Regions from separate parts of the Mus musculus genome. Here region 2 is linked to region 1. A link is a loop called in an ENCODE intact Hi-C map of the cell type or tissue named here. Cell type or tissue: left cerebral cortex. All regions are shown on one strand. Each heading gives the region's core, and the rest is flanking DNA. Links, peaks and the distances in the headings are about the cores only. Region 1 overlaps Gramd2 (GRAM domain containing 2). Region 2 overlaps Thsd4 (thrombospondin, type I, domain containing 4).

What was found. Peaks named below come from ENCODE experiments on the same cell type or tissue, not always from the same donor. Only the 100,000 strongest peaks of a DNase experiment are listed, where the experiment ranks them.
Region 2: a loop joins it to region 1, with 6 times the contacts of the local background. A loop is called at or near these places in 4 of 42 quality-filtered maps.

Annotation. Positions count from the first base shown.
Region 1 is chr9:59,715,010-59,731,123 of GRCm38, reverse strand. Gramd2 (GRAM domain containing 2) reads right to left here. Exons shown (of 12, transcript NM_001379375.1): 11 at 15,097-15,201; 12 at 12,253-14,916. The coding sequence ends at 14,913. Among named protein-coding and RNA genes, the nearest start is that of Senp8, 28 kb to the left of the region's middle. In left cerebral cortex, for the core only: a CTCF peak has its summit at 7,858 (motif pointing left); DNase peaks (open chromatin) are centred at 6,356, 6,865 and 7,771; H3K4me3 peaks cover 734 bases; H3K27ac peaks cover 906 bases.
Region 2 is chr9:60,227,702-60,243,815 of GRCm38, reverse strand. The region is part of intron 7 of Thsd4 (thrombospondin, type I, domain containing 4); the gene reads left to right. Among named protein-coding and RNA genes, the nearest start is that of 2010001M07Rik, 98 kb to the left of the region's middle. In left cerebral cortex, for the core only: a CTCF peak has its summit at 5,934; a DNase peak (open chromatin) is centred at 5,967.

The sequences.
Region 1 (16,114 bases), core at 3,852-11,851:
TTTCTTCCTTTCTTCCTTTCTTTCTTTCTATTTTTCTTTCTTTCCTTCCTTCCTTCCTTCCTTCCTTCCTTCCTTCTTTCTTTCTTTCTTTCTTTTTTTTTTCTTTCGAGTCAGGGTTTCTCTGTATAGCCCTGGCTGTCCTGGAACTCACTTTGTAGACCAGGCTGGCCTTGAACTCAGAAATCCACCTGCCTCTGCCTCCCAAAGAGTGTATGTAATTTTCTAAGCCATGTTTGTCCCCAGTGTTGGGATTTTGGTCAGTTCTGACTTCAGGCTCTTAGGAATCCCAGTGATACAATAATACTTCAGTAACTTTTTTTTCAATTTTTCTCCTTAAAGGACCAGAGAGATGGCTCAGTGGGTAAAGGCATTTACTGCCAAGTCCGGCACCTAAGTTCAAACCTTGGAGATTCACACAGTGGAAGAAAACCAACTTCTACAAGTTGTTCTCCAATCCCTATAGGTGCACATAAAAATAGAGTGTACTAAAAAAAAAAAAAAAAATAGAGTGTACTTAAAAATACATTAGGTAAAATATTTAAGAATCAAAATGTCTCCTTGAGGAATAAAAAAGTATGGTTTAGGCATCCAATAAGCATTCCAGAAGTAGGAATAATTACTATGTGCCAATTTAAAAACATACCAGTGCCAGGCATGGTCAAATATTGACTATAATTCAGGTCTTGGGAAATGGAAGCTGGAGGATCAGGAGTTCAAGACCCAGTCTCAGCCTCATGAGATCTTGTCTCAATGCTCCTGCCCAAATCCTTCAAAAAAGTCATCAAAGTATATGTACAATTTACATTCTTTCATATAGTCAGCCAAAATCGTCTAGAAAAATCAATATGGATTATTGTATTGTATAATATAAAACTATCTCTAGCTCCATATAGCTCTGCCAGTATCAGGTTTTATATTTGCTTATTTATTGATTTTTGGGGGGCATACTATGTAACCCTGCCAACCTATAACTTGCTATATAGACCAGGATGATCTTCAAATCTAAGGCAATCTTCCTGCCTCCTGAGTGTGGGAATCACAGGTGTGTATCATCAGCTTACATCTCTTTCTTGAAATTTAGCAGATAATAACTAGTATTTGTTTAGTCCTTTCTACATCCCAGGAACTTCTGAAGATGCAGCATGAATTTTCTTGTATGATGATCTCTGTTACCTAAAAGGAAAGCTGGGCTTAGAAAGCTCTTAGAGGGTTTTCTATGTCTCACCTAATACTGTGCCCAGAAAGTCAGATTTGGGAGCTTGTTGGATTTTTGGATTAGGGAGGCTCAATCTACACAACGTTTTGCTATCTTTAATTATTTCTAGGTATAGGTGTGTGCACATGGCAGCCAGTGTCCACAGATGCCAGAAGCATCAGGCCCTCTGGGGCTGAGGTTACAGACAGTTGTGAGCTGCCTGTTGTGAGTGCTGGGAACTGAACTAGGGTCCTCTGGAAGAGCATCAAGTGATCTTAACCACTGAGCGGTCTCTCCAGACTCAACCTGCACAATTTCATCCTTCTTTTGGAAAAGAGGACACTGAGACTTGGAGTTGCCCAAGCCAAGTACATACAAATATTTTTCTTTTTTTTTTTTCTTTTTTCTTTTTTTTTTTTTTTTTTTTTTTTGGTTTTTAAAGACAGGGTTTCTCTGTGTAGCCCTGGCTGTCCTGGAACTCACTCTGTAGACCAGGCTGGCCTCGAACTCAGAAATCCATCTGCCTCTGCCTCCGAAGTGCTGGCTGGGATTAAAGGCGTGCGCCACCACCCGGCAAGTACATACAAATTTAAATGCAGGTATACTGATTCTAAATCATGTATTCCTTTTCTGGTGGCGGTGGTGATGGTGGGTGCATGGGTGAGAGAGAGACAGAGAGAGAGAGAGAGAGAGAGAGAGAGAGAGAGAGAGAGAGAGAGAGAGAGAGAGAGAGAGAGAGACAGAGAGAGAGAGAGACAGAGAGAGAGGTGGACAAGACTTAATTTGTCTGGTGGAGCCCAGCCAGGCTGACTTTAAACTCACACTGTAACTGAGGATGCCCTTGAACTCCTGACCCTCCTGCCTTTCCCTCAGTGCTGGGAATTACAGATGTGTGGTCCCAAGCCCAAGCAGAATTTATGTTCTTAACAAACATATGCTATTTCTTGATTGATAGTAGTACTGGTGCTTTCCCGTTTTGTTCAGTAGAGAGGGGGAAATACTATTAGAAACAAAAACTGGATGTAGCCTCCCTAGTTTCCAAGGGTGGGGATGCAGCCCTTTAATCCCCACCTGGTCTACAGGAGGGTCCAGGATAGCCAGGACTACCCAGAGAAACCCTATCTTGAAAAATCAAAATTAAGTAACTAATTAATTTTAAAAAGAGGGGCTAGAAAGATGACTCAGTGGTTAGAGCACCAGCTGCTCTTACAGAAGACCTGGGTTTGGTCCCCAGCACCCACATGGCCCCTCACAGCTGTCTGTAACTCTGGTTCCAAAGGGCCTGGTGCTTCTTCTCACCACACATGTAAATGGTGGGCATGTATGCATGCAAGCAAAATACACAGAGAACAAAGAAGTCTTTCAAACAGATAAAGGTAAAGCAAAACATTTTAAAAGGGATTAGTCATATGTGGATCAGGAGGATACAAGACCGAGCAATTATTACAAATAATGAAAGAAAAGAAATTTGGGGTTTTCAAAGGCTATCTCAAAGAAATTGAATGAGGCCTAGAGCAGAAAAGCCATCGTGGAGGTCATCGAGATGGAAGCATGTTAGATGCATGTTAGATGCAGGGCAGTGCAGACACAGCCGCTGAGGAATGTCTTACTGCTGTAGAGAATGGCTATCCAGTCTCTCCATTCGGACATCTACACGCTGAATTCGGAGCTTTCTCTTGTGTGCTGTAGCATTCTGCTAAGTCTACCAGGCATGTCCAACCTTCTGACATTGCAATGTGATGAAATCATTTACAGAGTTCACAGTGGGGAACTGTGCAGTTGAGTTACCAAAGCAAAAAAAAAAAAAATTAAGTTGAAGAAAAGAGAGGGAGAAATTAAATGGTTCAGCAAATAAAACTGCCTGCTCTGCAGCCTGAAGACGGAGTGGGAAGATTCCTGACCGCCACGTGCCTGCCACCAACTCCTAACTGCTACACAGGTGCCGCCACACACACACAGCCATGACAAATACATCTCCAATTGCCAAAACCAAGCCTCACAATTCACAATGTCTTAAGTACATTTACAAGTTTTGTATTGAGCTGCACTTGGCTTTTCTTGGTCGCATGTGACCCAAGGACCCTGAGTTGAACACTCCTCATCCTTGCCTGCACTTTGACTCCATGGACTATTCACAGAAACCACGAAAGCAGAAAGGCTACAGAAAGCCAAGGACCAGGAGACAGCGGACAGGCATAGTCTGACCCAGGAAGTCAGAAGCAGTCTTGGAGAGCCTTGGTAGATTGAGAAGTCAGGGCTTCCTGCCACAACAGGAATGGGTCTCAGGAGTCACGTGTAAGCTGGATGTGATGGTGCATTTCTGTGATCCCATCATGTAGGATACTGAGACAGGAGAACTGAAAGCCCAAGACAGCCTGACCATGTAGCAAGACTTTGTCTCAGAAAATCAAAGAAAAGGAAGAGGGACAGAAGGAAAGGATGGGGAGGGGTGAGAAAGGAAGAGGGAGAGAGGGCAGGGGTGGGAAGGGGTGAGAAAGGAAGAGGGAGGGAGGGCAGGGGTGGGGAGGGGTGAGAAAGGAAGAGGGAGGGAGGGCAGGGGTGGGGAGGGGTGAGAAAGGAAGAGGGAAAGAGGGCAGAGGTGGGGAGGGGTGAGAAAGGAAGAGGGAGGGAGGGCAAGGGTGGGTAGGGGTGAGAAAGGAAGAGGGAGAGAGGGCAGGGGTGGGGAGGGGTGAGAAAGAAAGAGGGAGGGAGGGCAGGGGTGGGGAGGGGTGAGAAAGGAAGAGGGAGAGAGGGCAGAGGTAGGGAGGGGTGAGAAAGGAAGAGGGAGGGAGGGCAGGGGTGGGGAGGGGTGAGAAAGGAAGAACTGACTGTGAGTAGTAAAATATTGTAAGTCCCAGACTGGAAACTTATTGGTCACTTCCAAATTAAAAAAACAAACAAACAAACAAACAACAACAACAACAAAAAAAACCACGAGTGAACCCTGATATTGTGCACATGCCTGTAAATCTTGTAATCACAACTTAAAGGCCAGCCTAGGCTACACAGTGAGTGAGTTCCAGGACAGCCTAGGCTACACAGTGAGTTCCAGGACAGCCTAGGCTACAAAATAAAAGCTAATTTAATTATTTTTTATTTTAGTTTTTTTGAGACAAGGTTTCTCTGTGTAGATCTGGCTGTCCTGGAACTCACTCTGTAGATGAGGCTGGCCTTGAATTCAGAGATCTGCCTACTTCTGCCTCCCAAGTGCAGGGATTAAAGATCACCATCACCATCTAGCCATAAGAACCCATCCAACGACAACAACAAAAGCATTTGTTGAAAGAGAGCAGTAAAATTTGTTTTACTAGATTTGTTAGCATTAGACCTCGTCTCTGTGCCAGTGTTTGGCAATTAGCTGTCAGGACAGCAAGCCCTTCTGGCTCTCCCCTGCCTCCCCAGGTGCTGCCCAGTTTCCTTGGCCACTTCCTCCAGCTCTGTGTGATCTCTCAGTGACTCCTGCATCAGTCCCTGCTCTGTTAACATGTCCATTCCCTTGACATATTCCTATGGCTGGCCAGGGTATGGTGGCTCACAACAGTAATACCAGCACTTGGGAGGCTGAGGCAGAGGGATTGCCATGACTCAAAATAATCTAGGCAACTCAATAGTGAGTTTCAAGATAGCTGGTTACAGAGTGAAACCTTGTCTCAAAAACAAAAACAAAACAAAACAACAAAAACAAAATACTTGAGAGGCAGAAGAAGACAGACCTCTGTGAGTTCCAGGTCAGTCAGTGGTACATAGTGAGACTCTTGTCTCCTAAATAAAAATCCACAAAAGATAGCTCTAGGCTTCTCCCCTACACTCAGGCTTCCTAACCCATCACTCATTTAATATCCCCACTTGGCTAAAAAGTGTCTCGGATTTAGCATGTTCAATATTGTAACGTTTTCTAATACGTATGTATTTATTTAATCAGTAGGGGTGCAGTCAGATGTCAACTCAAGGCGTGGGTGCTCTCCTTCCACGCTTGGGTCCCTGTGGTTTAACTCAGGCTTGGCAATCTTTGCCCACTGAGCCATCTCACCTGCCTCAAACACTACATTTCCAATCTGTCTCTCTATTCTTTCGAGCCAGAGCCATAAATCTTGAAGTCATTAAGTTCTGCTCTGGTTTGACCAGCGCTCTTGCTTTCACATTCAGAACACATGCAAGATCGGCCTATTCTGCCTCTCTCCACTTTTAGTCAGATTGGCCATTCCTCAGTCAAAGTGGCCCTTGCGTAAGACGGCTTGCGGGTAGATCGGCTGGGAAGTGAATCCTGCTTTCAGCTACTCTCTTATCTCCGGGACAGTATCTATCACATCTGTCTGTTCGGAAATGTTCTGATGTTCAGAACAACCTACTTCTGAAACCTCTTAGGCCCGGAAATTCCTTAGCATCCACAGATTTCCTGTGGCAAAGAGATGATGTTGCTTATCAGCTATTCCAAAAGTCAATAGACTTGATCAGAGTGCTGAGAAAATACCTGCTGAGCTGGGTGTTGTAGCTCAGGGGCTGGGTGTATATTCAGCAGTATAGCACAAGACCCTGGGTTCACTCTCCAGCACCACACACACACACACACACACACACACACACACACACACCAGCAGCGGCAACAATAAATTTAAAAGCCTGACAATTTAATTCCCTCGCATCCAGATTAGTGATTTTTAGTTGGAGACAGTTTTGTCCTCTCTACAAGAGACACTTGGAAATGTTAGGGGGGTTTGGATTGTCACAATCAGGGATAAGAGGTACATCAGCATCAAGTGGGCAGAAGCCAGGGATATGTCTAAGCATCTTACCTAGGACAACCCCCATAATGAAGAATTATCCAACCCCAAACACAAGTGCTACTGACACTGGGGAACATGATCTAGACTCTCCACATGGTCATAGATAAAAGGCCAAGAAGCGATTGATCTAGACTATTCTGAGACTTGTAAAACCACCAGCTTATTCATCATTCCGAAACTGCAGTCATTCCCGTAGCTTGGAGAGACTGGAGGAAGTCTCGGTCTTCACTGCAGCATTGGATCCTCGGAGCTTTTGCGGGAGCCCTGCCTTCCTTCTCAACTCCATCCTTTTCTGCCCTTGCCCCACAAGCACATGACTCTCCTCTCATCCAAATCTCACTCAGGCTTTGAAGCCCACACATGCTGCACACTTATCCACTGACTCAGTCTTACCCATAAGCCCCAAAGTTAGCTGATGCCTCTGGCTTGCCCCTCACTAGACTCCCTGAAGGGGACCCATGTCATATCTCAGACTTAATCAGCCTTAGTACTGACAGTCAAGTGTGAAAGCTCTGTGGCTGTCTTAAGAGTCAAATGAGGTGCTGAGCATAAAAGCACATTGTATAGGCCTGCTGTTCAAAACATGATAGTCAGTACCCTAGTATCTATAGAAGCATACACTCAGGAGCTAAATAAACCGCTCACATGTAGTTAACGTGTTGGAGAGAGCAAGGCATTCCGATTAGTCTGCTATTGGAACTAGCAGGAAAGAAAAAGTTCCATCAGAAATCCTACACCAATTAATACGCCTTCACGCTCCACTGAATCCAGGAGCAGTGGGTGTCACATTTTCCCAAAGCGGTGCCCAAGCCAACCTTTCTGCTTTTAGCAAGTTAATGAACAGCTTGTGAGTAACTCTTGGCCCACTCCAGCCCAATTTAGAAGGCTGCCAAGGGGATAAGATATCAATATGACACAGCCTCTGCTCTGCTGGGGACCCAGCTCTGTAGTGTTCCCCTCTTCCCCCACCCAAGTGCTTCTGTGTTCAGTCACAGGAGAGTCTGAGGCCCTTACACCAGTGGGACGAGGCTTCACCCAGGCCTGGCCTTTCCCCCAGGCAGAAGAGAGAGCCTTGTCCGAGATCCTTCGAGAAAAGCAAGTGGGGGCATCACATTCCAAGCAGCTCCAGGTTTGGCTGGGAGCCAGGTGCTGAGAGCCAAACAAGAAGGAACACATTCCAGGGAGTCAGGGAGCCCTGCTCACATGAGGGGCCCAGTAAGCAGGGCCCCCGCTGGGCACCAGGTGCTGCTCATCTGGAGATCAGTCATGCAAGGGGAAGGACTCCAGTTTCTCTGGTTATGGATTCAGAGGCTTAAATGCCTCCCACTCTCACACACCGTTGGTGGACAAAGCATATGTAACAGTCACATGTCAAACCACCCTAAGTAAAGTAGAAGAAGGAGGGTGCTGTTGACATCTTGGTTCACACCCAACTGGAGCCAAATTTCTTTCATTCAGTACCCAAAGAGAGGATGCTATTAACAACAAGAGTGGATGGAAGCAGGGAGCCTGAGTTCTATGTCCTTAGGAACTCAGCTCCCCACCCTTGGAGCTCCACCCATGCTGTTCAGACAACACCTGCTCTTCACATCAACCAGCCAGCCTTCTTGGCAGCCAAACCTTTAGAAGATCTAGAGGACCCGTGGAAGTGCTTGCCGGCCTTTCTCCATGCCGGGAGCAGGCAGGCAGGAGGCGATGATCGGGCAGAGGGTTGAGCTATTTCTACTGGGGGAAGATGGCCCCATCGCCTGCCTGAAGAGTCTGTTCTTCCATTACAAACCAGAAGCCTGGGCCAGATTTCACCCAGCAAGGAGATAAACTGGGAGGGACTTTCAATGAGAATGACGTCCTCTTGCTGCACTTTGCTGCCACCTAGTGGGATATTAGTGTTCTCTCTCCCTCTTGCCGGAGCATTGAGGTGGTCTTCAGGCAAACGTCCTGGAAGTAATTTCTCTTAATCATATCTTACTTCTGTGGCAGAACAGCTGTGGGGAGCTCATCTACTTGGCCACGTGGCAAGTGTCCTAGAGACACAGACACAGTAATCATTTGCGAGGGTTGTACTGGCTGCGTGGGCACCTGAGGTGAGATTGATTCTATCTATCTATCTATCTATCTATCTATCTATCTATCTATCTATCTATCTATCTATCTATCTATCTAGATATCTATCTAGATATCTATCTAGATATCTATCTAGATATCTATCTAGATATCTATCTATCTAGATATTTATTTATTTTGTTTTTTCCAGACAGGATTTCTGTGTGTAGCCCTGGCTGTCCTGGAACTCATTTTGTAGACCAGCCTGACCTCAAACTCAGAAATCCACCTGCCTCTGCCTCCTAAGTGATGGGATTAAAGGCGAGTGCTACCACTGCTTGGCTGAGAGGTGAGATTCTTAGTCTCATGATATCTTGGCTAGGCTGAGATGCACCCCTCGCTCTTGAGACCTCTTTCCACTAGAGTCCCTCTCCCTCTGGGACCCACGTCCCCTCTACTCAAGCACTGCCACAGATCTTCATCTTGTGATTTGTGCCAGTAAGATTAGTTCACTTGACACAAACTGAGAAAGCTAGGATTGTGTGCCCTGTCTGTGATGCTGCTGTGTCCAGGGATGCGAGGTGGGAGTGTGGTCTGCAGAGGTTTCTTGGACTTTCCCTGGGTTCTTCAGAAGTCTGCAACTGATCAGCCATATTTTCCAGTTATAGCCAAATGTTTATTTCTTCTAGTCCCAGAAAGCGCTTGGCTTCAGCAACTACTGAACAACCTACATTCAACTCTTTTGTGGTGATTTGAGAAGGAATGGCCCCATAGATTCATGTGTTTGAATGCTTGACCATTGGCACTATTAGGGAGCGTGGCCTTACTGGAGGAAGTGTGTCACTATAGGGGGGACAGGCTTGGAGGTCTTAAATGCTCAAACCATGCCCGGTGTGGCACACAGTTCCCTTCTGCTGCCTGAGGATCAAGATGTAGCATGCTCAGCTCTCTAACAACATGTCTGCCTGCATGATTCCTACTGTGATGATAATGGACTACACTTCTGAAACTATAAGTTTTCCTTTATGAGGGTTGAGGTGGTGGTCATGGTGTTGCTTTGTAGCAATAAAACATACTAAGACAGTATCCCAAAATGAAATTACTCTGTTATCTATTTTTAATTTTTCAGTTTAGGTAAAAATCATTCATATTGTCACAGCCTTCCTTCCTTCCTCCCTCCCTCCCTCCTTCCCTCCCTCCCTTCCTTCCTTCCCTTGGTGCTGGGAAGGAGTGCAGGGCCTTGCAAGCCATGCCTGTGTTTTCCTCGCCTCAGCAACACCCATGATCTTCTGTTTGGCAGCACCTCCTAACCATCGTGACAGCCTCTCCATGGGGTTTAACAGGGGTAGAAATGCTGACCACTTTTTATTGGTTATTGACTATTTTCTAAAAATCCTTTGCTTATTTTACCATTGGGTTATCTGTTGTTTGTTTGGTGGTGGTGGTGGTTTTATTGTTGTTTTTGTTGTGATGATGGTGTGAAGTGGAAATTTTTGGTTTCTTTACAGACTCAGTTGTGTTTTGTGATTTTTTTCTGGAAACTGTTGTATGAGAGGATGTTTTGCTGAGGCAGACACATGAGAGGACATGTGATGTTTGGAAGGAGTATAAGTAGAACCCGACAGTGGAGGATGCCTGTTGATTCACCTCGCAACACTTTGCTGGTCTTTGCTGATCGTCACTTGCCATGACTTTGTAGAGAGAAAAGTGCCAAGGAACTTCTTGTGTCATTCCAGCTGCTTCTTGTGGCTTCCACAGATTCTGCCGATTCAGCAGAACCTCCAATTTTTTCTGGATCAAGCCATGGCTATTGATTTGTGTTTGGTGTTTGCCGATAAGACTGGATTGCCACTACTGATTTGTGTTTGGAATCACCCCAAAGAACTGCTTCTAAACAGGTCCACATCCCCTGTTTTCATATTAATCTTTCTTCTCCCCTACTTTTGGTCAGTGGGCTGGAAGGGAGGTTGAAGCATTTAAGAACCCTTATTAAATAGGTTTTGATAAACCTAAGCCTACAGTGAAGGGTTTTTTGGGAGGCGGGGGGTTGGTTTGTTATTGATGTTGTTTGTTTGTCTTAGATAGGGTTTCTCTGTGTAGTCCTGGCTGTCCTAGAACTCACTCTGTACACTAGGCTGTCCTGGAACTTACAGAGATCCCTCTGCCTCTGTCTTCTGAGTAGAGGGATTAAAGGTGTGTGCCACCACTATGGTCATTTGTTTTTTTGCTGTTCACTTCTCTAGCTAGCCTCTTTAGATTTAGTTTTATTTTAAAATAAAAAATTGTATTATTGTTGTTGTATATGGTGTGTGGGGCAGAGCCCCAACAGCCATGATTATTTTTTTCTCTCAGCCTGTTTATATCTTCTTAGACAAAAGTTCTTTATAAAATTACCTCACAGATAAAATATTACACAAAAAGAAGTTACAGAGGATGCTGACACTAAGTTCAGGGCAGTGTTTTATTCCATAAGCTCATTATAAGTTCAAAGCAACAGTTTCCAAATGGCCTGCTTTATCGTGGTGCACACCTGTGGCCAAGTTTACCTTTTTAAAATTAAAACTTTGTTTATTTACTTATTTTTGCAAATTCATGTGTATGAATGTGGATGAGCATGGCTGTGAGATATCATGGAGAGCAGAGGACAGCCTTGGGATCAGATCTTGCATCCCATCTTGTCTGAGACAGGGTTGCTTTGGGGGGGGACACCCTGGCATGCATGTGAGGATGAAGGACAAAGCTCAATATCAGATGTCTTCCTGGACTCTCTATCTTTAAAAGAATTGTGTGTGTTTGTGTGCGCAGAAGTGTGGGTGTGCATGTGTGTGAGCCTGTGCCTGTGCCTGTGCCTGTGCCTGTGCCTGTGCGTGTGTGTGTGTGTGTGTGTAGGGGGTTGTTTAAGCCAGAGCCCAAGCATATGTGTGCTGGTGCTCTTGGAGGCCAAAAGAGGGCATCAGATACCCTGGAATTCGAGTTACAGATTGTTGTGAGCTGTGTGTTGTCGAGTCTGGGAACCCAACCTGGGTCCTCTGCAAAAGGAGTAAGTGGTCTTAAGCCCTGAGCCATTTCTTCAGTCTTCCACCTTATTTTTTAAGACATGGTCTCTGTAAATCTAGAGTTCATTGACTTGACTAGGCTGGCTGTTCTGTGAGATCCAGAGACTATCTATCTGTTTTCCTCCATGCTAGGTTACCAGATGAGTACCCCAGCCTTGACATGATTCCTGGGAATCTGAACTCAGGTTCTATGTTTACATGCTAAGTGCTTTACTGACTCACCTCCTACCAAAATTTAAAAAAAAAAAAGTGATTTTATATGCATTGGTGTTTGGCCTACATATGTGGTTGTTCTCCTTGAAGAGTTGGGTTCAATTCCCTAATTACTGTCTCACAACTGTCTAGTTCCAGAGGACCCAATGCCCTCTTCTGGCCTCTGTGGGCACTATATAGACGTGGTTCATGGAATGACTTTCAGGCAAACATAAACAATAGGTAAAATCTCAAAAGAATATTAAGATAAAAATGGGGACTGGACAAATGGCTCAATGAAATGCTTGCCACACAAGCATGGTGGCCAGAGTTCAATCCTACCACATAAAAGAGCCAGGCATGGTGGGGCGCTCCTAACTGTAGCCCCAGGACGGTGGGAACAGAATTTACTGGGGCTGACTAGGCCAGTCTAGCCTACTCTCATCTCACTACAGCCCACTGAGAAAACCAAGTGAGCCCACCCAACCTCTGCTCCATCTATGAACTACTAGAGCACGTGAAGGGGTCAGTCATGCAGGATCTGAGCAACAACGGTATCCGTGAGGACCCAGTACTGATGCTGTAGCAGAAGCAGAGGCCTCGAACCAGACCAGTGACTCACTGCAACGAACATTTGCAGGTAAAGTTGCATGGACAAAAGGGTGTATTGTGGGACACACTGCAGTTTCCATGGAGAGATTGTTTTAATTCATTAATTTTTCTTTTTTCTTTGGCAGAGGGAGGTTGCAATCGTAGAGGGTGGATATGGAGGAATTGGGGAGATGAGTGGGATTCGGGTGCATGATGTGAAATTCACAAAGAACCAATGAGAGAGAGAGAGAGAGAGAGAGAGAGAGAGAGAGAGAGAGAGAGAGAGAGAGACTGTCTCAAGGTGGATGATGCCTGAAGAACAATACTCAAAGTTGTCCTCAAACACACACACACACACACACACAAAGTAAACTTCTACACCACAGGAAACTAGAAAAATCAAGGTTTTTATTTAAAAAAACAAAACAAAACATTTTTTCAGTACCTGGGAATTAACCCATTTTTTAAAAACTTCAAAGGCTAATGCCATGGTGAACAAGCCACTCTTGTTGAAGCAAGCCCTCAGAGAACCGGAGGAGCGTCGGGAGTGGATACACACTCACAGGTTATGAACGATCGCAACCGACACACAGCTCCTCTAGAGGAGCAGAGAGAGGACCCTCCAGAGGCATGGACACACCCATATCACTCAAAGCTCTGGCTTCAAGGCTCTCTTCAAAATCAGCTGCCCTGCAGCTTGCCTCTTGCCCTTGCAGCCTTGTTTGGAGAATGGGCTTCCTACAGCATGTTGTTTGGAGAACGGGCTTCCTACAGCATGTTGTTTGGAGAACGGGCTTCCTACAGCATGTTGTTTGGAGAATGGGCTTCCTACAGCATGTTGGCACAGCCACTTGTGACTTGGCATGAACCCTGGCTCAACCTAGCAAGGCTCAGAGAATGGCCCTGTACTCTCGCCCCTCAGCAGGGACCAGGGAGGGAAAGCACTGGGGCAAGGAGTATTGTTTCCATGACGATAAGATGGGAAAGAGTGATGGAGGATGGTTAAGACAAAAGGATGGAAGTGCATTAAAGGATGGGCACTGGAGGATGGGCACTGGAGGATGGGCATTGGAGGATGGGCACTGGAGGATGGGCACTGGAGGATGGGCACTGGAGGATGGGCATTGGAGGATGGGCATTGGAGGATGGGCACTGGAGGATGGGCATTGGAGGATGGGCATTGGAGGATGGGCACTGGAGGATGGGCATTGGAGGATGGGCATTGGAGGATGGGCACTGGAGGATGGGCATTGGAGGATGGGCACTGGAGGATGGGCACTGGAGGATGGGCATTGGAGGATGGGCACTGGAGGATGGGCACTGGAGGATGGGCATTGGAGGATGGGCATTGGAGGATGGGCACTGGAGGATGGGCACTGGAGGATGGGCACTGGAGGATGGGCATTGGAGGATGGGCATTGGATGGTGCAGCCCTAGAAGGAGGACCAAATGGACACCGGGTTTCACCTGAGATGAAAGATTTGGTACAAACAACAGACAAGGCTGGGTTCCATGTTTAATCCTAGGAACTAGAATAGGGAGATGATGGCAAAACTTCCAGTCTAAACCCAGGAAGTTGTCACCCACTGTCCCTCTCTCCAGTACTGCTTGGATTTGTCCTGAATGAGACAAACAGCCCTGCAATCATTTCCACCAGGGTTTCCTTCCCCGGTTAACCTCCCAGCACAAGAGAGAGGGGAACAGAGGCTATTTCCAGCACCACTCCACACCACCTGTGCCTTTCCTTGATACCTCTGGCTTCCTCCCTAAGACCCTTCTAGAACCTTCAAAGGCACTGTCTTAGCAGATGAGAGTCCTGAGGAGATAGAAGATAAGTAGATGGGGAAGATTCTTTATGACAAAACCATCAGTGTGCACTGATCTCACCACCTCCTCATCTTCTCCTCAAGGGAGTCAGAGATCTCTTTTCCTGGTCTCTGCCTGGAGCCTATCCCATCTGGGACACTTCTACCTTACTTATGATTACTGGAATCCTACAGAGTGTCCAATAGCATATGGACTGCAGGTCCATGGAATGAGTGAGCTCTGCCAAGAAGGGCCCAACACTGCTGGATCTTGCAGCTGGATCCCACTGCCCAGTCAAGCCACCCTGACCAGTGCAGTCGACCATGGAGGAAGTATACCAACCACTAGAGCTTAAATCAAATGTCCTGCCTTCCTATTGCTAATGTCTAGGACCTTGGGAATGTCTGCAACCAATGGGAACTGACTTACTACTGAATACCACAGTACCTGTTCCCCTTGTCCTACTAAAGAGGGGGCTGCTCCAAAATGGGAGTTCTGGGACCTCCAATCTCAGCCCCATGTCCTTCCTGACCTGCAGGGGGCATCTTCCCAAATTCAGCTAGACAGCTCTTGCAGGGCCAGCCCAGAGTCATCCAGCTCAGCTCAGAAAACTAAGATTGGTCTCTTGATAAGCCCTATCAAGAGCTCTCTTCTCCACATCCCAGCCTTCTCAAAGGTCCTAGTGCCTGGCTCCCTGAAGAAAAGTCCTGCGAGCTCGAGAACAAAGATTCTGAGAGGCCCAAGTGTGATCCCAGAATGCTGGGAGGCAGCAGAGCCCGCAGAGGTGGGAACACCCTATCCCAACTCCCCTACATGTTCTAGGGTGTGTCATGTGATAGCAAGCAGCAGTCCAGGTATCAAAGCATGCCCTTTGTCCCCGGAGGTGGCCCCCCAGGGCTCTGTCGGTGTGCCAGAACCATTGCTTACAATAAAACAAGTTAATGTGCTTTCTGCCACTTCAGTGGTCGCTGAAGCTTAGTGTACAGAACTCCTCAACTGATAAAAACACAAAAACAGTCTAACATTCTGTTTGAGTCCAAAAGTTGTAGGAGCCAGTTAATCTGTAAACAGGTACTTCAGGTCACTCACTGAGGGAGGTGCTAGGGAGGAGTCTGGAGGAAGAATCTAGAACATGTTCTTCATACTCAGTCTCAGCACAGCCGCAGTATAAACCCCAGGAATCCTTGGTAGAGACAGCACCCAGAGCATCCTTGCATAAGGTGTGGGATGAAGACCAAGTGACTGTTACCTGCACATAAGATGCTTAGATCAGAGGAAAGGCCTGGAGACTGCTCCTCTCAAGGGTGGGCCAGAGTGAGATCTGTGTACCTTGCACACATACCCAACCCTGCTTAAGGCCAAATTCAATCAGTGGCAGCCTGGCCCTTCCCTTCTATCCCAAAGGTATTAGGAAGAGAAAGGGCCTTACCTGTCCCTTGGGAGTGGACTGCCCCAGCTCAGGGAACATAATTGCTGTTCCAGCCTGGAGATTCGGAATGCCAGATAGGACGAGGACAGGACTAGAAAGCAGATCCTAGAGAAACAGGGACAATGAGGGCTTGACTTTTGTCTTGCTCTTGACTTTCTGGTTTTGTTTTGATTTAAAGATTTATTTGTATTTATGAGTGTTCAGGTGCTTGCAGAGGCCAGAAGAGGGCATCAGGTCACCTATACCTGGAGTTACAGGTGGTTGTGAACTGTCCGATACAGCTGCTAAGAGACACAACTCCTGTGCAGGCTTACCTGCTGGGCCATCTCTCCAGCCCCAGTTTTGTTTTGTTGAGACAAGGTTACACACAGTGCAGGCTGACCTCAGACAGGATATGTAGTCAAGGATGGCCTTGAGATACCGAGCCTTCTGCTTCTACCTCCCAATTGCTGGGATTATAGCCACGTGCAGTCTTGTCTCATTTATACAGTGCTGGAGATCAAACCCAGGGCTTTGTGCAGGCTAGTCCAGTACAGTTATAACTCCAGCTATTGTTTTAGTTGTTTGGTTTAGCTTAGTTTTGTTTTTGAGAAGTCTGAATATACAGCCCAGGCTGGCCTGGAACTTACAAGGTGGTCCAGACTGGCCTCAAATCAATGATCCTCCTGCTTTAGCCTCATGGTTACAGCCATGTGTATCATGGACCTTTCTCTAGAAGAAAAGGCATTGGTCTCCAGAGGCTTACTAGAAACAGTACCAGAACTATCCTACTCCCCAAACTGGAGGGTTTAAAGAGCCCTTTGTCCCTGTCCATTGAACAGGCAGACTCTGGCACCATTCTTCTTAGAGCCCAAGGGGTGGCTTGTCTTCTCAGAAATGTCCTCACAGCGAGCAGGAATTCAAGGCCCTTCTGCAGAGCTATGGAGGAAGACATAGCCAGACAACTATTGTCCTCCTTGCCCTCTCACTAGCCACCCTGGTTCTTCCTACCCTCCTTCCAGGCCATTAAGGCGACATC
Region 2 (16,114 bases), core at 2,750-10,749, 510 kb before region 1:
AGCTCTTGACCCAGCTTGCCCTCCAGCTCCCAAGCAGGAAAACAGAACGAAACAACAGTGCTGTAAAGCAAAACACCTAGCTCACGCCCCAGTATGGTCACTGTTGGGCCCCCTGCTGGCAGTTTTCAGAACTGCGCCAGCCTGACTTTTGTTTGTTGTTTGTTTGGTTTTTTTTGTTTGTTTGTTTTCATTTTAAAGGGTCATTAATAAGCTGTGCTCTTCTTTGGGAAAGCATTTTTGAAATGTATGTTCAAAGCCATCCTCTGCCCCATTCCCTCTAAGGAAGCAGGCGCCACTTAACCAGCGCGCTGTGTTGGGTTCAAGCAAAATGGGGTTGCAACATGTTTCAAAGGTGTGCAACAGATGTTCTCTGAGGGCTTGCTTATTTGTTTATTTGGAAGAAAGAAGGTCTGAGGCAAAAGCTGGAAGGAAAGATAGGAACACCCTGTCAACTTAAAACCTGACAATCCCATAATCACCTAAGCTCAAAGCTTTTATCTCCAGCCGATACAGAAAGAAAGAAAAGAAAAAACACTAAGAGGTCTGGGGATGCAGCTCACTTATAGAATGCTTGCCCGGAATCAGGAGGCATTCCCAGAACTGCATGGTACTGGGCATAGCAGCAGACACCTGTAAACCCAGCACTACAAGGTGGAGCCAGTCGGATCTGGAATTCAAAGATGTCCTCAGCTACATGAGTTCAAGGCCAACCTGGGCTACATGAATAAGACCCTGTCTCAAAAAAAAAAAAAAAGGTCCTAAGAAATAGAGGGAATGCCCTCTCCAGTGTGGGATGTCTTCGCTTTCCAAAGCAGCGTTAGTACCCTGTAAGTGCATGGTGAGTAGCCAGGCAGGGCAGAGTGGTGGCACCAATGGGTCAGGGCTGTGGGTGGCTGACTGACAAGCTAGATAGGCTGGTGCACAGGTGGGGATGTTTAAATTAAACACAAGCTTGGACAGGATCACCCCTATGTTATGGATTTGGCCTAATGCTGCTTGTGTTGTATAATTTGGTCCCCAAAATTGCCTGGGACTCTTAAAGACCCACCTCTGTCTTCACGTAGAAGTTAGGCCCAGCCATTGAGCTATTTAAGGCATATTAGAATATAAAGGCTGCTTGTATGCATGGGTGTCTTTCATTCAGGAACCCAGAACATTGGGGTGGGTATCTAGGAGTGCCACCACCACCACCACAGGGGTCGATTTGAGTAGGGTTAATTGGGATCTGCAACACCCCAATATCCCTCTGCTTCTAAGATCCTGTAAGTACGAAGTTCTGAAGAATTCAAAGGAAAACTTGAAAATCCAGAACGGGACCATAGCAAAAGAATCCATGTGTCCTCTGCAATGGGACTTCTCACCTGGGCTCCAAACTCTACAATACACTTCTGCACACTGGCTCGGAGCGCCTCCTCGGCCTCTGCCACCAAAGCCTAGTTCCTTATATTTACTTCTCACCTTGAACCTGCTCTTCAGTTTCTGATCTTGACAAGAGGCCTCCTTCCCCTTCCTATTTCTTCTGGAGACAAGCTCTCACTAGGTAGCCCAGGCTGGCCTTGAACTCCTGATCCTCTAGCTTCTACTTCTGGAGTGTCAGGTAATAGGTGTGCACCACCGTGCCTCCTTATACCTGCCATTCGCTATTGCTCTTTTAAATTCACATGTCTGCTTCCCCGTGGATGCCCAGAAACACGTTAGCCCTAGAAGCAAGCTTGTCCTATTCATCTTTGATCCTCCACTGTCCCCACAGTGAGTCAGCACACAGTCTTTACACAGAAGACAGGTTTGACTGACACAAGGCTGCCTTGGGAAGCAGCAGGACTTACCTAGCTAGCCTCATACAACCTGTTCATTTCTTACCAGGTGTACCCGGATATCCCTACAACCATCCAGCACAGGTGTGTCACCTCTATGTGTGTCCAGAGACCACATTTTGATGCCATCAACTCCATTGGCAGGTGGTTTTCTGTGGTTTTAGATGATCCTCCTGGTCAGTCCTAAATAGCAGGTGCAAGTGAACAACGGGGTACCCAAGTCTATAGGTACATTGTCTTGGCTGAAGGCGCTTGCAGGATAACATAGGAGTCAAAGCTTACCCCTGAGGGGCCTGGACTCCCAGTATTTTCTTTGTACATCAAAGCATTAACGACGGGATATATTTTCCCTTGCTTCATAACATGCCCACACCTTACCCTCATAGCAACAGCATGCAGAATAGCTCCACCCAGCTGTCCAATGGGAACCTGAAGCCTTGGGGTAGTCAACACTGAGCTTACTCCTTTCATTACCCACACACTCCCCAGAAGACAATAGGCCATCAGCAATGCTTCTCTCCCTTCCCCTCTCCCCTCCCCCTCTCTCTCCCCCCTTCCCCTTCCCCTCCCCCCTTCCCCTTCCCCTCCCTGTTTATCTGTCTTCATGAACACCACCAGTCAGCCAGGCCTGATATATGAACGTCGGCCTAGATTCTTCCTTCCATCATCCCCTGGAACACAGTGATGAGGCCCCAAGGGAACATATTCCTTAGCAACTTTGTGCCCCCTCTTTAAGTCTTCATCACCACTGTGTAGAGAATCAGGTGACTTGCCTGGGCCTTCCTGTCTCCTAGGTTGCTCTTTCTTATACACACTTGCCAGTGCTGTCTTCTGAAATGCAAGTCTAAACATGTCTCTAGAAGTTTCTCCATGGTCTTCAGGTGTCCCTCTGTTGCACTGACTGGGTCATTCTGTCCCAGTGAGCTGTCATCACATTCACGGCATAGGGCTCCTAGCTTTTAAGACAGGTCATCTTCCTCTGCATCTCTCTGTTCTTCCATGTCGGTTTCTGCTTCCATCTAGATCAGCTGTTCTCAACCTGTGGATTGCAACCCATTTGGGGGGTCAAGGGATTCTTCCATAGGTCACCCAAGACCACCAGAAAAGAGATGTTTACCTGGGGAGTCATAACAGTAGCAAAATTACAGTTACAAAGTAGCAATGCAAATATCTTTATAGTTGGAGGTCATGAGGAACTGTGTTAAGGGTCACAGTGTTAGGAGGGCTGAGAACCACTGTGCTGGAGGGCCTTGATAGGTCTGGCTGCAGGTACAGAAAATCCCACCCAAGGGCTTGAACACCAAGATTTGTGAACCTTCCCCAGTCCTGGCATCTGCTGGTTCCAGAGTAGATAAAAGCAAGTTACCGTATCACAGAGGATAAACTTGGCCTTCACCTGTCCATTCCACTGCTGTTGGTGTAGATTCTCAAACTCACTTCCAGCCAGTTTCTAGGATGTCTGATGTGGGTCTGGAGCATCTTGGGAAGACATGTGGTCTATCTAAAGGAAGAGCCCCTTCTACCGGGAGCATCTTCTGATCAAATGGAGAAAGTGTCTTTGGAACCTGTCTGTCACAGAACATTCACCTTATGCCTGTCTGTTAACCAACCACCCGCAAGGGCATCTAGGGTAGCCAGGACTTGGAGATAAGGACCCTGGAATGGAAACCTAGGAACGTATCAGCAAAGGAGAAGAAGATCCTCATGGAACTGAGAACAGTGGTGTCTCCTGAAGCCTTCCCTCTTGCTTGATAAGCTAATTCCCAAATGCTCACTGTGATGGTTTGTATATGCTTGGGCCAGGGAGTGGCACTATTAGGAGCTGTGGCCTTGTTAGAATAGGTGTGTCACTGTGGGTGTGTGCTTTAATACCCTGGTCCTAGCTGCCTGGAAGTCAGTCTTCTCTTAGAGGCCTACAGATGAAGATGTAGACCTCTCAGTTCCTCCTGCACCATGCCTGCTTGGATGCTGCCATGCTCCTGCCTTGATGATACTGGACTGAATCTCTGAACCTGTAAGCCAGTCCCAAATAATTTTTGTTCGTATAAGAGTTGCCTTGGTCATGGTGTCTGTTGACAGCAGTAAAACCCTAACTAAGACACTCAGTAAGGAGCCCCCTTGATAAGACTTCTCTCACCACCCCATCCTTCCCAAGAGTCATTGTTACCTGGAGCTGGCCCCCATCAGGCCACCAAGGCTTTGAGATGGAGTTACCTTGAACAGCACTGTTCCTTGGACACTACCACAATCCCATATTGCAATACTGGTTGAGCAAAAAGCCACAGATGTCAAACTGTGAATTGAACTGTTAGAAAAGACTCCCTCCAGGCACAGAAAAGCACTGGAGTATTTTTTACCAATGGGGAATAACATTTTGCATGTGAAAGGCAGCGCTAGAGGAATAGCCCTGTGCTGACAGATGTCCTTGGAACTCATCATGGGCTCAGGGTATTTCAAGGGTCTCACCCTGCATTTGCAGTGTGTGACCACATGGTCTCATGAGCACTCACTGACTATTCTATTCCACTGAGCCCAGGACCAGACAGGAGGAAGGGTTTTAAGCAGCGGTTCTCAACCTGTGGGGTTGACCCTTTTACAGGGTCACCTTTAAGACTATCTGAAAACACAGATATTTGCATTACAATTCATAACAGTAGCAAAATTGCAGTTAGGAGGTAGCAATAAAAATAATATTATGATGGGGTCACCACAATATGAGGAACTGTAGTCACAGCGTCAGGAAGGTTGAGAACCACTGGTATAACTGCTGTCCATGGACAGTGTCTTTCCAAGGATCAACAGCAGCTGTCTTGATCCCTCTACCCCCCAGACCTGCAGTTGCATCCTATTAGCCAGACATGAGTTTGTTTGTTTGGAACCCACAAGGCGTTGTCATGGTTCTGTTAGGGACTAAGAGTAGTTGGCTGTTGTTTATACACTTAGGTAGTGTCACTTCCAAAGAGTCTTTTAAAAATGATTTATTATTTTTATTTATGTGCATGAATATTTACTAGCAAATATGTCTATGTACCCCATACATGACTGGTGCCACGGTGACAGAAGAGTTTCAGATCCCCTGAAACTTGAATTATGAAACATATTTAACATATTTATATATCATTATATATAACCCTGAAAACATTACTATATATGGTTATAGGCCCCCATGTGGGTGCTGGGAGTTGAATTCAGGTCTTCTGGAAAAACAGCTATCTCTCTAGCCCTGCTCCAAAGAGTCTTAAGATGGTTTAACTTTATTTCTTACACTTGCTTGAACTCAAATAATAGCAAGGATTACACATGGTCCTTATAAGAATGGCTTATGTCATATGACCCGCTATTTTACTTTCTTGTCTCTTGCTTTGACAAACACCATGCCAAAAGCAAATTAAGGGAGGAAAGGATTTATTGGGCTTTCACTTCCAGGTCACAGTCCATCACTGAGGGAAATCAGGGCATGAACTTGAAGCAAAACCATTTTAAAAGAAAAAAAAGTTCACTCATAGGCTAGCTCTCTTATTTAGAACTACCTGCCTAGGGAATGGTGCCACCCACAGTGGGATAGCCCCCACCCCCACCCCATGTCAATCAAGACAGCCTTCCTTGGTTCAGATAAATCCAGAGGTCAATCTGATATAGGAAATCTCTCAGTTGAGGCTCCCTTCTCAGATGACTCTAGGCTGTATCAAGTTGACAGTTTAAGCTAACTAGAATATACACCACTCTAAGAATGTAGACAACACATCTGGAAAGACTGGGGTCCATAGATTTGCCTTTCACCCAAGACAAAATCAGATATTTTAGTGACACAAACCTTTTAGGAAACAACCTACCCTTAACTTTCAGTAGAACTTTTGCATCATTTGAGGGAAGGAATGGTTTTAGTGCACATAAAATTTTTTTGACATAATAACAACTGGATTTATTAACTTATTTTTCCAACCTTACATGACAGACTCTTCAAAACCAGAAAACCACAGTTACCTTGCATGCTAGATAAAGTCAAACCATGGAGGTGTCAGTCATGGTCTTTCTTGCTTTCTCTGGATGGAGAGTTCTAGAAACAGGAAGGAAAGACTTTGCCCATGGAAGAGCCTTGCAGACACCCTCACTCACACCTAGATGGCGCCCGCACACCAAGTGGAGCTCATACAGGGATGGATAACCTTTTAACTGCCTAAGAAATCACAAATTCTCCAATAAAGGTGGTGAAAAGTTCAGAATTAGTGGCTCTCAAGTGTGGCTGGGTGAACGGATTCGGTCAAAGGAGAGGTGGTGAAACCTGAGGACTGTCTGTAAACACATCCAGTGCCTGTGTAGACTCCATCCTCTGCCTCCCTGCAGCCATGCAGGCAAAGAAGGACACAGACCGGCCAATTCTTCCTGGAGGCCTCAGCACTAGCAAGGCACGCAGAGAACTCTCTTCCATTTGTCACATAGTCTGACATGGTCACCACAGAAGAGAACTGCCATATTAGGACTTCCCTGTCTAGATGGTGAGAGTATATGGAACACAGTCGTGCTTATGTAAGATCCATGGGGGCAGCTGGTGATGTAGCTCGGTTGGTAGAATGGCCACCTAGCATGCACAAAGCCCTGGATTCTTAGGTGTCCCATGAACAGGATGTGGTGGTAATGGTTCAGCACTTGGCTACAAAGAGGATCTGGAGTTCGCAGTCATCCTCAACTATATAAGGAGTTCAGGGATTTCCTGGGATACCTGAGAACCTGTCTCTCAAAAGAAGGAGGAGGAGGAGGAGGAGGAGGAGGAGGAGGAGGAGGAGGAGGAAGAGAAGGAGAGGAGGAGGAGGAGGAGAAGGAGAAGGAGGAGGAAGAAGAGGAGAAGGAGGAGGAGGAAGAAGAAGAAGAGGAGGAGGAGAAGGAGGAGGAAGAAGAAAAGGAGGAGGAGGAAGAAGAAGAAGAGGAGGAGGAGGAAGAAGAAGAGGAGGAGGAGAAGGAGGAGGAGGAGGAAGAAGAGGAGAAGGAGGAGGAGGAGGAGAAGGAGGAGGAAGAAGAGAAGGAGGAGGAGGAGGAGGAGGAGGAAGAGGAAGAGGAAGAGGAAGAGGGAGAGGAAGAAGAAGAAGAAGAAGAAGAAGAAGAAGAAGAAGAAGAAGAAGAAGAAAAGAAAGAAAGAAAGAAAGAAAGAAAGAAAGAAAGAAAGAAAGAAAGAAAGAGAAAAAAAAGAAATATCAGTAGCCAGTCTTTACCTTATTCTGTGGTCAGCTTGCCACACATTTCATCAAAGCCTTTGCAGACAGGAAAAAAAAAAACTCACTTAAGGTTAAAAGTAGAAAGAAGCTACACATAGCATCAAAGTGGTACCACAGTGGGATGGGGCCCTGACAGTGGACAGTTCTCCATCATGGCAGTGAGCAGCCTAAGGGAGATACGGATATTAAACTCAGATGAAATTAAAGGCAGAAACAGGGAAGGAGAGTTTGGACTTGAGACAAATACATCCAGCAGTGTGTCTGAAAACTCAAGGGAATAGTGTGCCTGTCACCACTGCAGGGCCTCAAGTGCCACCAAACAGCTGGAGTAGAAGACAAGCACGGGGTGGGGTGGGGAGCTTACCCTGCCAGGGCTCTGCAGGAGGCAGCGAGACACCCATTCTTGTTCTCATTTCCACCCGGCAGAGCTGTGCCTGCACAGTGAAAACCGGGGCTAGCAGAACAGGCGGCCATCAGGAAGCACACTGAGCCCGGGCCCAGAACATTCCAGTTCACATCCAACTTTGCTGCCGTGTAGACAAGCAGTTTCTGGTCCCAGAACATCTGAGATGGAACCAGTCATTCCTGCACCGAATGTAGTGTAAGAAGTAGGACTTAGCCACATGTTGGAGTCCGTGAGCTAGCACATATTCATAAGTGAGCTAAGTCGCTCATAGCCCCCTTTCTCTACCTGACAGATGTAATGTAGACAAGGGCACGAGGCAGGGAGGCCACTTCTTCTTTAAGTCAGTTGTCAGTTTCTGACTTCCAGATCTCTTCCGTGCTGACTCGTGCTCTTGGATACCCTGCACTCTCAGGGGTCTTCCTTCCTGCTCAAAAGTCCCTTCCTTTCCACTCTCTGACTGTTTCCTTGGGTGGAATCAGAGTGTGGGCCAGTGTATCCTGGGAAACCTTAAGGTACTAGGATCACAGAGAAAGGGTGTCAGTCCTGACTCTTTTCTGCAGGCTCTTGTTGGCCATAGTGTTATGGAATATGCCCATGGCTTTAGGCAACACTTCTGCCCTTACCTCATTTCTCTCAGCCATGGTCTCTGTAACTAGGTATGTTCACAGTGGATGGCTGGCAGTCTCCAGTCTTCCCTCCTGCCTCTTCCTGCTCGTCAATCTCTCCTTCTGCTTTTTTTAATCTCTGAATCCCTGTGCCTCCCCTTCTTCTACTCTCAAAAAGATGCATTTCATACATCAAAGATGCTCTTCAATTGGATGGTATTTTGATAGGAAGCCCTGAGCAAGCTATTTAGGTTAAATGTTCTTTTAAGAAAAGATACTGGAGGGGCTGCAAAGATGGTTTTGAGGTTAAGAGCACTGCCTGCTCTTCTAGTGGACCTAAAATCAACTACCAGCACCCACATGGCAGCCAGGACTAGGGGCATCTGATACCCTCTTCTGTTTTCTTTGAGTACCAGGCATGTATGTGGTACATACACATACATGCAGGTAAAACATCCACATATAAAATAATAAGATAAACTTTAAAAAGAAAGAAAAGACACCAGAGTTTTCTCTGCTTTCTGCCTCCCCACTCACACCCACTGAACATCCTTGCTACTCAGTGACTGTTTTCTACAGTTTGAACTGAGGGACAGCTATGAGTCTGGGTACCATAAAAACAGCTAAGCCATGGTGGTCTGTATGTGGATGACTGCTTTCCTGATCCAGAAAGAGGGAAGTGCATGCAATTGAGGCAGTTGCTCCCATCAGACTCTTAATGGATACACACATTTTAATAATTAACACCAGGGTTAGGACAGGGGCTGAGCAAGTCAGAACACTTGCTGTACTGTGCAAGTACAAAGTCCTGAGTTCAGACCTGTAGCACTCATGGGGAAAAGCCAGGCGTGGCCAAGAATATACCAGGAACCGCAGCACTGTTGGGAGTGGAGATGGGAAGATTGCTGGGCTTCTTGGCCCACTAACCTAGCTCAAGGTTCCATGTGAAACCCTGACTCAAGGAAAAACCTAGCAGACCATGGCATCCAGTGTTCTCTGTCCTCCCACATATGTATGGGCATGTGCCCCTGAACACATGTGAACATACCACACACACACACACACCATGAAAGATACAGGGTGAAGGTTCATTAGAACAAAGGCATCCCATGGAAAATAGCTCAGCAGAAGTGTGTGTTTAAAACTCTCCTTTCTGCTCCTCTAGGACAGGAGTTTGAAGAAAAAAAGAAAGAGGAATATGGTTTAATGCTCAATTCAAACAAGGCAGTGAGTATGTTGATGTAACTGGATAGCTTTGAAAGGGAGGGTGAGATCAGCCCTGGCCTGGGTCTGGGAGCCTGGCTGCCAAAGAGAGGGGCAGCCTGGCCTCCCTCCCAGCCATGAGGCTCCAGGGCCTGAGGAGCCCAGGCCCCACGAGTGACACCTCGCTCTTCAGACACTCTAATTTATAGTTAACGCCTTTTAAGCAAACAAGAGGGAGGGAAAGAAATCTGGTTCATATTACAGCAACGGCAGTAAAGGGAAGTCTGGGAGTTCAAAGGAAAAATGTCCCAGGAAAAGCTCGGCTGTTAAAATTCGTTTGGAGTGGCCCGGAAGGTGATTGGAAATTAAAATGAAGGCTTTCTCCACATGTCTCTGTCTCTGTCTCTGTCTCTGTCTCTGTCTCTCTCTCTGATCAGCAATCCTTGGCACTCAGTTCATGCCAGAGAACAACCAAATAAATTCAAATCCATTGCTAAGACTTAGTCCGTTGGAATAACTAAGTTCCCCAAAACTCACTTAAAGGGACAGAGAAGAGAGGTGTGTGTTCTCTTTCAAGCCAGACCCCTTTGGACCCTCCGTGGTAAGGTGTCTTCTCTTTACCCACACAAAGCTTTTCCACTTCTGTTCCCTGGGTGAGCTTGCTGGGGAGGCTGTGTACTGGGAGAGGAGAAAGCTCTAACTGAAGCCTTGGCTGCTGGAGGGAGGAACGTGTTCACCAGCAGCACCACGGAAGCAAAGGTGCAAGCTGTATGAACCTCTGTGGAGCTAGCATTTCTAATGCTGCTACTAAACACCATGTATGGAAGGAAGTCAGGACAGGAACTCAAACAAGACAGGAACCTGCAGGCAGGGACTGAAGTGGTGGCCATGGAGGAGAGCTGCTTACTGGCTTGTTCCCCATGGTTTTCTCAGCTTGCTTCCTTATAGAACCTAAGACCAGCAGTCCACTGATGACACCTTGCCAATGGACTGGGCTGAGCCCCCTACCTCACCAATCACTAATGAAGAAAATGCCTTACAGCTACATCTTCTGGAGGCATTCTCTCCACTGAGGTTCCTTCCTTTCAGATAACTCTAGCTTGTATTGAGTTGACATAAAACTAGCCATTCCGGCATCACAGTAAGGGGCTTATCATTTAGACCTAGGGACGGTGTCTTGTGTTTCAGTGATGTGCTGCTTTGGAGGAGAGCATGGGGAGGTAGCACCCAGCTTTCCTGTAGGTCACTTGCTTCCTAGATGGGAGGAGCCTCTGTCTTTTTTTGTTGTTGTTGTTGGTTTTTTTTTTTTTTTTTTTTCCGAGACAGGGTTACTCTGTATAGCCCTGGCTGTCCTGGAACTCACTCTGTAGACCAGGCTGGCCTTGAACTCAGAGATCTGCCTGCCTCTGCCTCCCGAGTGCTGGGATTAAAGGTGTGTGCCGCAGCTCATCTCTTCAGCTAGGTCCATTTTATCAGTATCTATTCCTTTTGTTATGACAAAATACTGGGCAAAGCAACTTAAGGAAGGACAGATGTATTTCTGCTCATAGTTACAGTGGCAGCGAAAGCATGGTATGGAGAGCTTGAGACAGGTAGTCTCATGGTGTCCCTTTATGTTCTAGCCTAGGGGATGGTGCTGCCCACATGTAGTGTGGGTCTTCCCACCTCAGTTGACCCAGTCTAGAAACTCCATCACAGACATGCCTAGAGCTTGCTTTCGGTGTTGATTCTAAGTCATGTCCCATCCATTTAGCCGCAAGCCTCATCCCTAGCCCTAGGAGTTTTCCTTCAATTTCAGAAATCAGGCCATAATACGTTGCTGTTGTCCTTGGCAGCCTGCTCCCTTCCCTGGTGTAAACATGAATTGGGGTATAACTCATATGGACTGTAATTTGGATAAGAGGCAAAGAGCAGAAATTTGGCTGAAGTAGACCCTGAAAGAGAAGCAGGAAGTGTCAAAGGCACTGTAGGTGTCTTCACACTTGTGGCTCTGGACTGAGGCAAGCGGCTAGCCAGGCCTTGTGCTTCCCTGACACTTGTTTCTTTTGAGCAACAGAAGCTGTTGTTGACTCCTCCCACCCTCAGTGAGCTTGGTTTCTTTTCTTTGTGAGCCTGCCAGAGTCACATGTCCACTTCAGCCCAGTTGGACAGACCCACTGGCCTTTTAGCCTGATCTACCTTTTGCAAAGTAAGGCCAGGCTGACTTCCTTACTCAGGACCCCTGGGAGGGTGGCAATGCTATTTTGTAGTTTCCTGTGCATAGGAGGAAGGCCTGCTTTTACCCTCTCTGACCTCCTGTGGCTTACTTTTGGGTTACTTAAATAAATAGATTGGAAACGTTCCCTATTAGCCACCTCAAGCGCCCAAGGCAGGAAGGCAGCAGCGGGGCTTGCTCATCTAATTTTCCACCCTGTGTATTCCCCTCCCCCACACTGTGGCTGTTCTAGGCCTGTGAAATTTATTCTTCTTCCAGAGAGAATTTTTGCCCACAGAAAAAGGCTCCACCAGAATATATTGGTGAAATAACCAGGCATGGTGGACATATACTTTTAATCCAAGCACGCGCTTTTGGGGGCAGAGGCAGAGGGAGAGGGATCTCTGTGAGGTGGATGCTAGCTAGGGCTTCAGGTCACCAGCCTTGGTAAGATAGTAAAGATGCTAAAAGGCAATGCTCCCTGCAGGAAAACAAAAGAAAGCAAACAAACAAACCCTTTCCTCATCACAGGCTGTGACAGCAGTTTCATGCTGTGAGCACATTACTGGGCCAGCTCACCCAACTCCAGAACACGCTTATAAGGAACTCTGTGTCATAATCCTAATTTATTTCATAGTGGGGAATCCCCAGTGCACAGCAGTTTATCTAAGGTCTTGAACCGAGTAGATGGCTGGCAAAGAGGCTTCCAAGTCTGGGAGCAACACCCCAATACTGTGCAACTTTGGAACAAGAATTTTGTGACATTGATTCACAAGGAGATAGTTTGTTCGTCTTGTTACACATCTTTGTTCAAATCCTTGGGATTTGGAGCTTAAAAGGGTTATTTAGTTTTAGTCTTTATTTTTGTATATTTATAGTAATACTATTTATTATAGGCAACATACTTCCCTTTCTAAGCATCAGTGTTCTTATGCATTTGGAAAAGGACTGTGTTAGGTCTGTCTGCAGCATTGAATATGAAATGCCCCACACAGACCAGCATGCCCCGAGAGGCACTTAATAAGTGTTCACTGACTTCTGAACGTGCAGAAGTCACCCGTAGCAGCACGGTATCCACCTCTGGGAGCTGTTATTAAACTCAAAGAAAGCAAGACGCCAAAAGAAGTCTGTGAGCAGCACCACGTAATTGGCCTCTCAAAACAGTAGACACCCTGAAACTCTCTACGAGAGAAATAAACATAGAAATTTTGTTCACCTTTAGATGCTATGAGAAAAAAAATTATGACATTTATGGTACCAGGAGGGAGTCATTCTTTGTCACCCTTGGTCATTATGACTTTGTGTTTTAAGCTTTCATATGGAATCGTCTTAAACTTTTTATCACATTTATCTATTTGGGGTGTGAGCACATACATTTGTGCATGTGTGTGGGCATGCACTTAGCATAGCATGTACATGCAGTGGTGCACACTTGTAGAAGAAACAACTTGCAGGAATTGTTTTTCTCCTTCTACCATGCAGGCCCCAAGGGGCTGAGCTCAGGCCGCCAGGCCTTGTGGCAAGCATAATTTACCCACCAGCCCATCTTGTCAGCCCAGACAGTTTTCTTTTAAATAAAGCTGATTCTTTAAGAACATTGTTTCTGTTATTCCCTTGCAAAGGCACTCTGTATAAATAAGCAGTCATGACTTCTTTCTGAAAACATTTGAGGAAAGAGGTCACACTTTACAGCAGCTTCCTGGTAAATTCCTGGCCTTGAATTTGTTAGGTTTTTTTTTTAATCTTCCTTGGACATGGGCTGTTCACTTGTCCCCTGGCTGTCTACCTCCTGAGCTGGTGACCAGAGGAGTCCAATGCTGTCCCAGGCATGACTTTTGTCTATCTTTTTGCTTCAAGGGAGACTGAAACATTTATATGGTAAACTTGCTTCAGAATGGCTCATCTCATGCATAAAAATAGAACACTGGAAGCAAGGCTTACTCTTGTTCTTTAACCTTTTTTTAAGACTTTTTTTTTTATTAAGTGTATGTGTTATGGGGTGGGGGAGGTGTAGTACTCATGGAGGCCAGAGGAGGGCGTCAGGCTCTCTGGAGCTGCAGGTGGTCTTGAGCTGCTTGACATGGGTGCTGAGACTAGGTCCTCCGCAAAAGCAGCATGTGCTCTAACCACAGAGCAACCCCGCCAGCCTGCTCTTTAACCTTTGAAAAATATTTTTTAATTGGATTTTTTTTTAAAAGGAGTATATATATATATATATATATCCATGAAAATTTACTCAGAATCCTCATAGTTAAATTATTTATAAACTTTGAAGTGATTGCATCTACACAGACATATATATCTATATATATGGATAATAATATGGTTATTCCAGCGTGATGCTTTTATCTTTAAAAGCGCTGGACTTTGTACCTGTACAGTTTTGAGCTAGAGTCAAGGTTGGGTGATATATTCTATAGAAGCATTATTAGGGAAATAAGCTTGTGCTTAAAGCATGTTAAAGTCTACCCATTGTCTCCCAGTCAACAGTCCCATTTGTGCCCCCGGAGTAGCCGGCCCTCCTTATTTGGAGGCAGGTGTCTGATTTTTCACATGAGGCCACATCTGTGTCTCTTCTACAGGAAGATCCACGACCCTTTCTTGTTGAGAGCTGCCTCCTCTTTACTCTTGAACTCTGTGGCCCATAATACTGGTGGTAAATTCCTTTTCCAAGCACATTCCCAAAGGGATCCCTCGGGGACAGCTAAAAGGTTGGAATGTTTGACCAGTGGTTTGAGCCTCTTCTACTAAGAGAAGAAATAATTCACCAACACTTTCCAAAATACATAAGAGAAGCAGGGAGGAGAGAAATGTGTGTTACCTGACATTTTAAACAAGTATTCTACTGGCCCTGCACAGCCCAGGGGTAGATTAAGTAGGTATGACACGAGGTACCTAAGTGTCACACCTGTCCTATAAAGTCAATGGGTGGTATACATTCCACCTTCTACAGAAGTGAGTGGCATATGGACACATTTGCACATTCTAGAAACACTCTGGTTTACAACTCAAGTCCTGACCTCATGCCGGAAGCTGGCCATCAAGCACGTGGCTCTGCAGGGGCTGACTTAACCAGGACCCAAGTCCACAGAAACTGCACTGTCCGGGTTTTAAGCTTTTTCTGGAGAGGTTGGTAGCTGTCCCTTTATTTGTCTGGTGAAAACAGTAAGTTTAACCTGTTTGAGGCTAGCTCAGCATGTCTGAGGTCTAGTGCCAAGGCCACAAGTGATCTCGCTATGTCTGATCGTTGTCACCCATCAAGGTAGGATTGGACGCTGGAGATGCTTGCCCAATCAGTTGGTTGTACAAAGAAATTTTTTTTTCATTTATTTTGGGTGCTGGAGATTGAAGCCCAGACTTTGCAAATACTCAATACGTGGTGTACCCTGCCACTGCCTCTAACCTTGTCCCTTACCAATGATAACTCTGCATTAATGTCCCAATACATTTTCTTTTGCATAATGAACTGCTTCAAAACCTAGCAACCTAGAAGCTAGAGAGATGGCTCAATGGGTAAAAGCACTCACTGGGCAAGCATGAGGACCTGAGTTCAGATCCCAGAAAATACCTAAAGGCTGAGTGTGGTCTTACATGTACCTGTAATTTGAGTGCTATGGGCAAGAGGGTGGAGATAAGGAGATGGCTGGGGCTTGGTGGCCTTCAGTTTAGCACAAGAGTCAGTGAGAGTAAAGAGGGTGATAGACCAGGTCACTTAGTGCCCTCTTCTGGTCTCAAATGTGTGTGTGTGTGTGTGTGTGTAGTAGGGTGGGGGGAATGATGTGTCACAAACCAAAGTTATTTCCACACATAGCTTGGGATGCAAAAGAGGTGGGGAATAGAAAAGGCTGGGATTCTGCTAACCTTTATACTCCATGTCCCTAGTGACTAGAGGACTGCCTGATAAGCCTCACCTCCTAAAGGCTCTACCACTTTCCATTAGCACCGGACTGAGGACCTTCAGCACAGGGACGTTTGAGGACACTGGTTCATCTATCTGTATTACACTGGGTGTGAATGCTGTTGGGTGAGGGCTCCTGGAGGCCACTCTAGAGATGGGCCACGACACTACCCATGGCCCTTCAGGACTTTGAGGCCTTTAGTGGGAAGTTTTCATATCTTGCTGTGATACATGGGAACCCTTGAGTGTTCAATATGATTATCCAACAGTGTTATTCTGTTAAAGGCGCTTTCTTCCAAAACTTCTAACTTGATGTTTGTTGAGAGACACACAGAAAAGTCAAGGCTTGGGTGCTTTTAATCATAACTTCTAAGCACGGTTTTCATTCGCTCTGATGGAACTGCAAGCTTGCTGTCAGCTTTCTCCCTTCCACTGGTGTCTGTGTTGAGGAAAGTTAAACAAATAAATCAGAACTCGGCCTCATTCAGAACTCAGGTTACCACTCTGAGTTCGCATCCTGGCATGGGAGCCAGTTTTCTTTGTTAGCAGCTGCTCTGAAGTCCACGGCCAAGATTGCCTGGCACAGAGCTCTCCAGTGAGCCAGGAGTTTATTTGGAACTGAAGGAGCAAAACGACAGAGCATTGTAAGATCACTTCTCTTTGTGTGTGCACACATTCGTGTGTGTGTGTGTGTGTGTGTGTGTATGTGTGTGTTACACATGCATGCACACACACTAATGCAAGTGTGTGGGGAGGAGGGACTGCACACATGTGCAGGACAGAG